2 separate regions of the Homo sapiens genome follow, and region 1 is linked to region 2. Evidence: chromatin contacts called from ENCODE Hi-C or POLR2A ChIA-PET data. All regions are on one chromosome and are shown on one strand. Each heading gives the region's core, a stretch centred on a gene start or an enhancer-like site at or near the end of the contact. The rest is flanking DNA. Distances are from core to core; before and after follow the strand shown. Region 1 has its middle 43 kb from the start of RABGEF1. Region 2 holds the start of RABGEF1 (RAB guanine nucleotide exchange factor 1).

Evidence for each region. A loop is a pair of places that touch in the nucleus more often than their neighbours do. ChIA-PET counts read pairs that join two places held with the same protein, here RNA polymerase II (POLR2A). Pooled maps may share reads with other maps.
Region 1: a map of ascending aorta shows a loop between it and region 2 (2.4-fold over the local background). The contact joins the enhancer-like site here to the promoter of RABGEF1 in region 2. A Hi-C loop is called at or near these places in 50 of 168 maps with a recorded cell type or tissue (B cell, CD14-positive monocyte, CD4-positive, alpha-beta T cell and 33 more), 32 of 37 single-sample maps with no recorded cell type and 44 of 50 pooled maps. POLR2A ChIA-PET finds 5 or more read pairs at or near these places in 26 of 52 experiments (A673, AG04450, BJ and 21 more).

Annotation. Positions count from the first base shown.
Region 1 is chr7:66,695,980-66,699,327 of GRCh38, reverse strand. It overlaps a transcript of RABGEF1 not described here. Among named protein-coding and RNA genes, the nearest start is that of RABGEF1, 43 kb to the left of the region's middle. RefSeq lists an enhancer at 1,925-2,426. Within about 2 kb of position 1,792, at least 3 of the 41 ENCODE cell types and tissues checked have a DNase peak (open chromatin) inside an H3K27ac peak, as active enhancers do; they include ascending aorta, dorsolateral prefrontal cortex and tibial artery, where a contact is called at or near this core.
Region 2 is chr7:66,738,623-66,742,301 of GRCh38, reverse strand. RABGEF1 (RAB guanine nucleotide exchange factor 1) reads right to left here and starts at 1,569. Exons shown (of 9, transcript NM_014504.3): 1 at 1,510-1,569. RefSeq lists silencers at 1,346-1,485, 1,506-1,775 and enhancers at 1,226-1,892, 1,906-1,955.

The DNA of each region.
Region 1 (3,348 bases), core at 543-3,042, 43 kb after region 2:
AGACAGGATTCAAATCCAGTCCTTTGTCTCCCGGTCTAGGGGAACAGAGAATGAGGCAGAAAAAGAAGAATGTATGCCCCGTGCCCCCCATTCCTCCTGGGCTGGACATGGGTCCCTAGCTCTCCCTGGAGAGGGGCTCTAGCCAGGTGCTCAAGCCAGAGCTCGGGGGAGAGAATGGACCCACGAGGAAACCCAGAGGGGCCTGGAATTCGCCTCCCCACAGGTTACCAAGGCCAACCCTCCCAAGGCCAGCCAGATATCTCCCCGCTCCTCCATGCGGCTCTGTCTCAGTGACTTCCCAGAGGTCCCAGCGCTGCATGTGGGACTGAAGGACGGGCTGGACTCAGCTTTGTTGCTTCCTGCACCTTGGCCCTGCAGTCACCGGAGTTACTTGTGACCAGCCAAGGGGAAAGAGCACACCATGGAACCCCCTGCTGTAGGTGTCCCTGTCCCCATTTTCCAGATGAGGAAAACCGAGGTTAGAAAGGTGGAGGAGTACCAGGGTGGAGTCAGGAGTGAAACTCCCGTGGGTCTGACACAAAGCTGGAGCCCTGGGTGGCAGAGTCAGACCCACCCACACTGAGACTCAGAGACCCAGGTCTGGGGTGATGACTGCTTGGGGACAGCACCTTGGAGCCCTGGAGGAGGGGGACAATGCATTTTCACAGGGGATCACCGCAGCCTTGCAGGGAGTGGGGAGAGCTGCCACCAGCAGAGGCTAAACTGCTGCCTCTGCCCTGAGCAAACCTGGCCCCTCCCTGCCCAGAGACCCTGCTCCAAAATCACCTCCCCTCACCCATCGTCCAGACCCGGGCTCCTGCTCCAAACCAAGGAACTGTTTGCGCCTGACCTAGAAATAACGGATTCCTCTGGGCCCAGGTGAGCCCATGGTGGGTGGGGACCTTGCACTCTCCTCTGACTCTCTTTCGTGGGCTGCCCACTTTGATGATCCAGTCCTCTCTTGTCACCCCTGATGGGGAGACAGGCCTTGCCCTGGGGGTTCTGATCAGAGGGAGGAGGTAGAGCTCTGGCTGGGAACCATGGTCTAAGGGGCATGGCCCTAGCCTGGGACGCTGGCCTTGCTGTGCATGCACTGGTGAGGCTCAGGACACTTGGTTTTAGGGAGACATAGTCTTGCTCTGAAATGATGGTCTAATGCGGGAGGCACAGCCTTATCCTGGGAGCTCCAGGTTTATCCTGAAGTACTGGTCTGAGGGTGGGGGGGGTGCGTGGCTGTGATGGGGAATTTGGGGAGCTGGGGTGGGCAGCGGGAGGGAGTGGCTGGAGGCTGCTGACTTCTCTGTTCCTTGGCTGTTTGGGAGCTGGCTTCAAACTCCTGGCCCAGCCTAGGTAGTGGGGATGGAGAGGGCCGGGCTTCCCAATAAGGAAGAGGCTCATGGAGGGAAATAGGATCAGGGGTTTGAGGTGAGCAGCCTCACTTGCTCTCGGACTCCTGGACCTTTTTTCCCTGGACATGAAGCAGGTGGCAGCCTTCCTCCGATGGCCCCACCGCAGTTCTGCTGAGTCCCAGACGTGACCTCAGTTTATGGGGTGATGTTCCCTCCCTGGCCAGCCTAGCGGCCACTTCAAACATGAACACCCCCCACCTCGCTGAGGCCGGAGAACACAGTCTGCGCCTCCCCCAGCCCCAGCTACCCCCGCCCTGCTAATCCTCAGTGAATGGTGAGGCCAAGAATATCCTGCCTACTCTGGCAGGCAGGCAAGCCACGAAGCCTGCTGGAAGGGCATGAATCATGGTCCCCGCCTGCCAAGTGCTCACTTGGGATGTGTTCGAGGCTGGCCGTGCCCAGAGTTGACAGGGAGAAGGGAAGGGAGGGGAGCTGGCGGCTGGGATGGGCAGACAGAGCCACTGTGAAGGGAGAGACGTCGGTTTGACCCATCCCTGGTGGCAACACAGAAATTATGTTATAGAATGTCAGGATCCTGGAATCCCCAAGTATGGACTTTTCTGTGTTCTGCAGGCCTGAAATGCAAGACTTGTGAGACGCCACGCTGCAAGCCCCCTACAGCACATGGAGGCTGAGGCCCCATTCTCCAGGTGGGGAAGTAGAGGCTCTTGGGGCAGAGAGGTCGGCTCTGGGTCTCTTATTGAATCCAAGGTAGGGCTGGGCTGGAGCCCAGGCCTCCTCTTGCCTTCTGGACGGAGGTTCTTCCCAGCCCCTCTCACTCCTGCTCTGCACCCCCTCCACCCTCACCACCATGACTGTGCTTCCTGGTTGACACAGAGGGAAGATGGACCTGTGCCCAGCAGTAGGGTCCCCTGGGGCATGGGGTCAGGGGTGCCTCCTTCTGCAGTCCTCTCTCTGCTCCACGCACATTGGCTGCACCATGGAGACTCCCATGTATCTTGCTCCCCATCCCCCATGGCCAGCTGTTCTTCCCCTTCCTGCATCCACCATCACCAAGGGAACCTGCACCATGTCTGGGCCTGCTCCTGTCATCTGTGCCCAATAACTTGCTTATTCAGAAACCATCCACCAGATGGGGGGCCAGATGTGCTCTGAACACAGGGACCTCACCCAGGGACTTCCTTTTGCTCTCCCATGCCTGCCAGTGTTTCCCAGCCCTCAGCACATGACCACGCTCCATTTTTCTTTTTTTTTTTTTTTTTTTTTTTGAGACGGAGTCTCGCCCTGTCACCCAGGCTGGAGTGCAATGGCATGACCTGGACTCACCGCAACCTCCACCTCCTGGGTTCAAGTGATCCTCCTGCCTCAGCCTCCCAAATAGCTGGGAATTCAGGTACCCGCCATCATGCCTGGCTAATTTTTGTATTTTTAGTAGAGACAGGGTTTGACCATGTTGGCCAGGCTGGTCTCAAACTCCTGACCTCGAGTGATCCACCTCCCTTGGCCTCTCAAAGTGCTAGGATTACAGGCGTGAGCCACCACGCCCAGCCCCACGGTCCACTTTCTCTCATTTAAAAAGTTTTAAAAGTCCCTTGGCCACACTGGATGACTCACACCTGTAATCCCAGCACTTTGGGAGGCTGAAGCAGGCAGATTGCTTGAGATTAGAGTTTGAGACTAGCCTGGGCAACATGGTAAAACCCAGTCTCTACAAAAATATAAAAATTAGCCAGGCATGGTGTTAGGCACTTGTAATCCCAGCTACTTGGGGGCCAGAAGCGAGAGGATAGCTTGAGCCCAGGAGTTTGAGGCTGCAATGAGCTATGATTGTGCCACTGCACTCCAACCTGGGCAACAGTGAGACCCTGACTCAAGAAAAAAATATATATATATTTTAAAGTCCCTTGTAAGGCCCACGTCCAGCCCCACCCAGCTCTGTCTCTCCCCAGCCAAGGTGCTTCAAAGAGTCATCTACACT
Region 2 (3,679 bases), core at 320-2,819:
CATTTCTTAATCCTGCGGATATGAATCAGTGACTCTTAAAAGCAAAATGTTATTTATCATTAAATATTAACAATATAATCACATTTTCTTGCATCTCTGGCAAGTTTCTTGGTACAACAATTTTAAGGAACAGACTCTTAGTTTTTTTTTTGAGATAGAGTCTAGCTCTGTCGCCCAGGCTGGAGTGCAGTGGCACGATTTCGGCTCACTGCAACCTCCGCCTCCCGGGTTCATGCCATTCTCCTGCCTCAGCCTCCAGAGTAGCTGGGACTACAGGTGCCCGCCACGATGCCCGGCAAATTTTCTTTTTCTTTTTTTTTTTTATTTGTAGTAGAGACGGGGTTTCACCGTGTTAGGGAGGATGGTCTCAAGCTCCTGACGTCATGATCCGCCTGCCTTGGCCTTCCAAATGCTGGGATTACAGACGTGAGCCACCGCACCCGGCCGGAACACACTCTTTAACAGCAGTTAAAGCCGCGCAATGGCTCACGCCTATAATCCCAACACTCTGGGAGGCCGAGGCGGGAGGATCACTTAAGGCCAGGAGTTTCACACCTGCCTGGGCAACACTGTGAGATCCCATGTCGAAAAAAATAATAAATAAAAACAAAGCAGTTCTAGGTTTAGAGGGGGGAAAGCAGCTCTCCAGGCCAAAAACCAACTCCCAAGGTGCTCCGGTAAACTCGTCCTGGGAAAATTTCCTACCTAATCTCAAAGGCAAAACGAGCCCACGGGCGCCCACGACACATTTCCCAACCGCAAGGATTGGTCACCCGCGCTGAGACACCGCCAGCTGCCTATGACCTAGCCTCCAAAGCGGCAGAGTCCCTCCCTCTCTCTCCCTAAACTGCCGTGATGGGCATCCCTCGGCTCTCCTCCCAGACGGTTCGGAAGCAGGGACTTCTGCTCCTAACCCCGGCCCCGCAGCCTCGCCCTCAGCCACGGGGTGGAAGTCAGGACCACAGGCTTCAAATCCCCTCCCAACTCCGGGACACTTCTGCCCCCTAGGGTGACGTGGGATCAAGTCCCCGCGCCCCTGCCGCGGCCGGGGGCTGTGGTCTGGGTCCGAGCGTCCCATACCAGCGCTTTCCGGGGAGGTTGTGGGAGGGGCCCCGTGCGACCACAGACGCTGCTTCGGAGCCAGCGGCCTGGACGGAAGGTGGGAGCCGGGGCGAGGGGAGCCGCCGGAGAGGGAGGCGGCCAGGAAATGCTCCGCGTCAGGCCGTCGGGGCTCGGCTGGCGCTGGAGATCCCGGCAACTAGCGTCTGGGACGGAGAGGCCGCACTCTGAGGATTAAGGGAGCCGAGGGCGGCCTGGAACGGGGAAGGCGGCGCTGACGGAGACGGAATGTGGGACGAAGGACAGCGGGAGGCACCGACGCGCAACTGCCCCAGCCGCGCGGATGGCACGGACCGACCGCCCTGCCACCCCCAGCCCGAGACGCCCCGCCGCCCCGCTCCTGTAGCTGAGAGCCGAGCAGCTCTCAGCCCCAGTCCGTCCGCTCCGTACCTCGCCCGCGTCTCCGCCGGCGTCCAAACCACCGCTCGCCCGCTTCGCCCGGGTAGGTCTGGGCTCCGCGGCCAGCTCCCGCCTCACACCCACCCTCCTGCTCGCCCCGCCCCCGGCACCGCCAGCGAACGCACGTTACGCGCGGCGCGTAAACGTCACTTCCGGGGCCTTTGACTCTGGACGGGAGGAAGTGCGAGTGGATCCAAAGGGTCGAGCGGAGTGGGGTACCGCCCTGACGCCCAAGAGCAAATGGAAGAGGGCGGCCTCCGGGGTAAAGGTGGGGCGCTGGGGAGCCCCGGAGAAACCGGCGTTTCCTAGTCTGTCGCTCAGTCCCTGCTTCCGGCTTCCGACGCGCAACAGCTGGAGGGCGACGCTGGCTCCGCGGCGACTCCTGGGGCTGCGGCCGCGGTGGTAGCGCGAATGGGAGGTGGAGCGGAGCTACTGCGCCGAGGGACGCTTCAGAAACTCTGTTTCAGTCCTTCGCGGATCCTAGGATGTGACAGGTGTTCGAGTTAAAAGGTCTTAAGGCGATCGGTTGATCCAAAAGCAGCTGAATCTTTAGGAGGCCCAGGCAGGAGGATCGCTTGAGTCCAGGAGTTCGAGACCAGCCTGGGCCACAGAGCAAGGTCACCATCTCTACAAAAGAAATTTTACAAATCAGCCGGACATGATGGCGGGCACCTGTGGTCCCAACTACCAGGGAGGCTGAGGTGGGAGGATCGCTTGATAGCCCAGGAAGTTGACGGTGCAGAGATCCCTCCACTGAACTCCAGGCCGGGTGACAGCAGAGCGAGATCCTGTCTCAAAAAAAACATAACCGACATCCAGAAGTGAAATAAATTAGCCAGTGTCACAAAGTATTAATGGTTGAGTCACAAATTGAATCCTGTTTACCTGATTCTTTACGTGATTCCCATGTAAGGAATGTTAAAAACAGTAAATACTAATTCCTCTGCGTCCTGAATGCCATGTATGGCGTAACGTGCAGTCACAGCAAGAAAAAAAAGAAAATACTATGCTGTGGCTGTGAGATAGACCTGGGTTAAAATCCCAGCTTTGCTAATTGTCGCTGTAGTGTTCTTGGACAGGTTGCGTAATTTTTCAGTCTATTTTTTTTTTTTTTTTTTTTTTTTTTGAGACTCTCACTCTGTCGCCCACACTGGAGTTCAGTCGTGCGATCTCGGCTTACTGCAACCTCCGCCTCCTAGGTTCAAGCGATTCTCCCACCTCAGCCACCCAAGTAGCTGGAATTACAGGCACCCGCCACCACGCCCAGCTCATATTTTTTTTTTTGTATTTTTAGTCGAGACAGGGTTTCACCATGTTGGCCAGGCTGGTTTTGAATCCTGACCTCAAGTGATCCGCCCACCTTGGCTTCCCAAAGTGCTAGGATTATAGGTGTGAGCTACTGCGCCCGGCCCGAGTTTCTCAGTCTTTATTCATTATTGGTAAAGTAGGGATTAACTGATTCGTTTCTCAGATTCTTCCTAAGTGCCTAATGTGTGCTACGCTGAGGGTACAACAGAGTATAAAACAAAAGTAAGGCCAGGCGCAGTGGCTCACGCCTGTAATCCTAGCACTTTGGGAAGCCGAGGCGGGCAGATCACCTGAGGTCGGGAGTTCAAGACCAGCCTGACCAACATGGAGAAACCCTGTCTCTACTAAAAATACAAAATTAGCCAGGCATGGTGGCACATGCCTGCAATCCCAGCAACTTGGGAGGCTGAGGCAGGAGAATCACTTGAGCCCGGGAAGCGGAGGTTGCAGTGAGCTGAGATTGCGCCATTGCACTCCAGCTTGGGCAACGAGTGAAACTCCTCCTCAAAAAACAAAACAAAACAAAAAAACACAAAGTACCTGTGCTGAGGAGGTGGAGGAGGGAATAAACAATAATTATTTACAGTAGTACCTTGGATGGTGGTAATTGCTATTACCAAAAGACAGAATAACATTTACTTTAAAGCTCTTAACTGACTTTTGTGATTACAGAATCAGGCAACACACCATTCTATAAACCATTCTGTGAAACAGAATGAGTGTTTCTTTTTTTTTTTTTTTTTTGAGTTAGAGTCTCACTCTGTTGCCCAGGCTGGAGCACAGTGGTGCAATCTCGGCGCACTCCAGCCTCCAACTCCCTGGCTCAAGTGATCCTTCTGCCTCCACCTCCCTA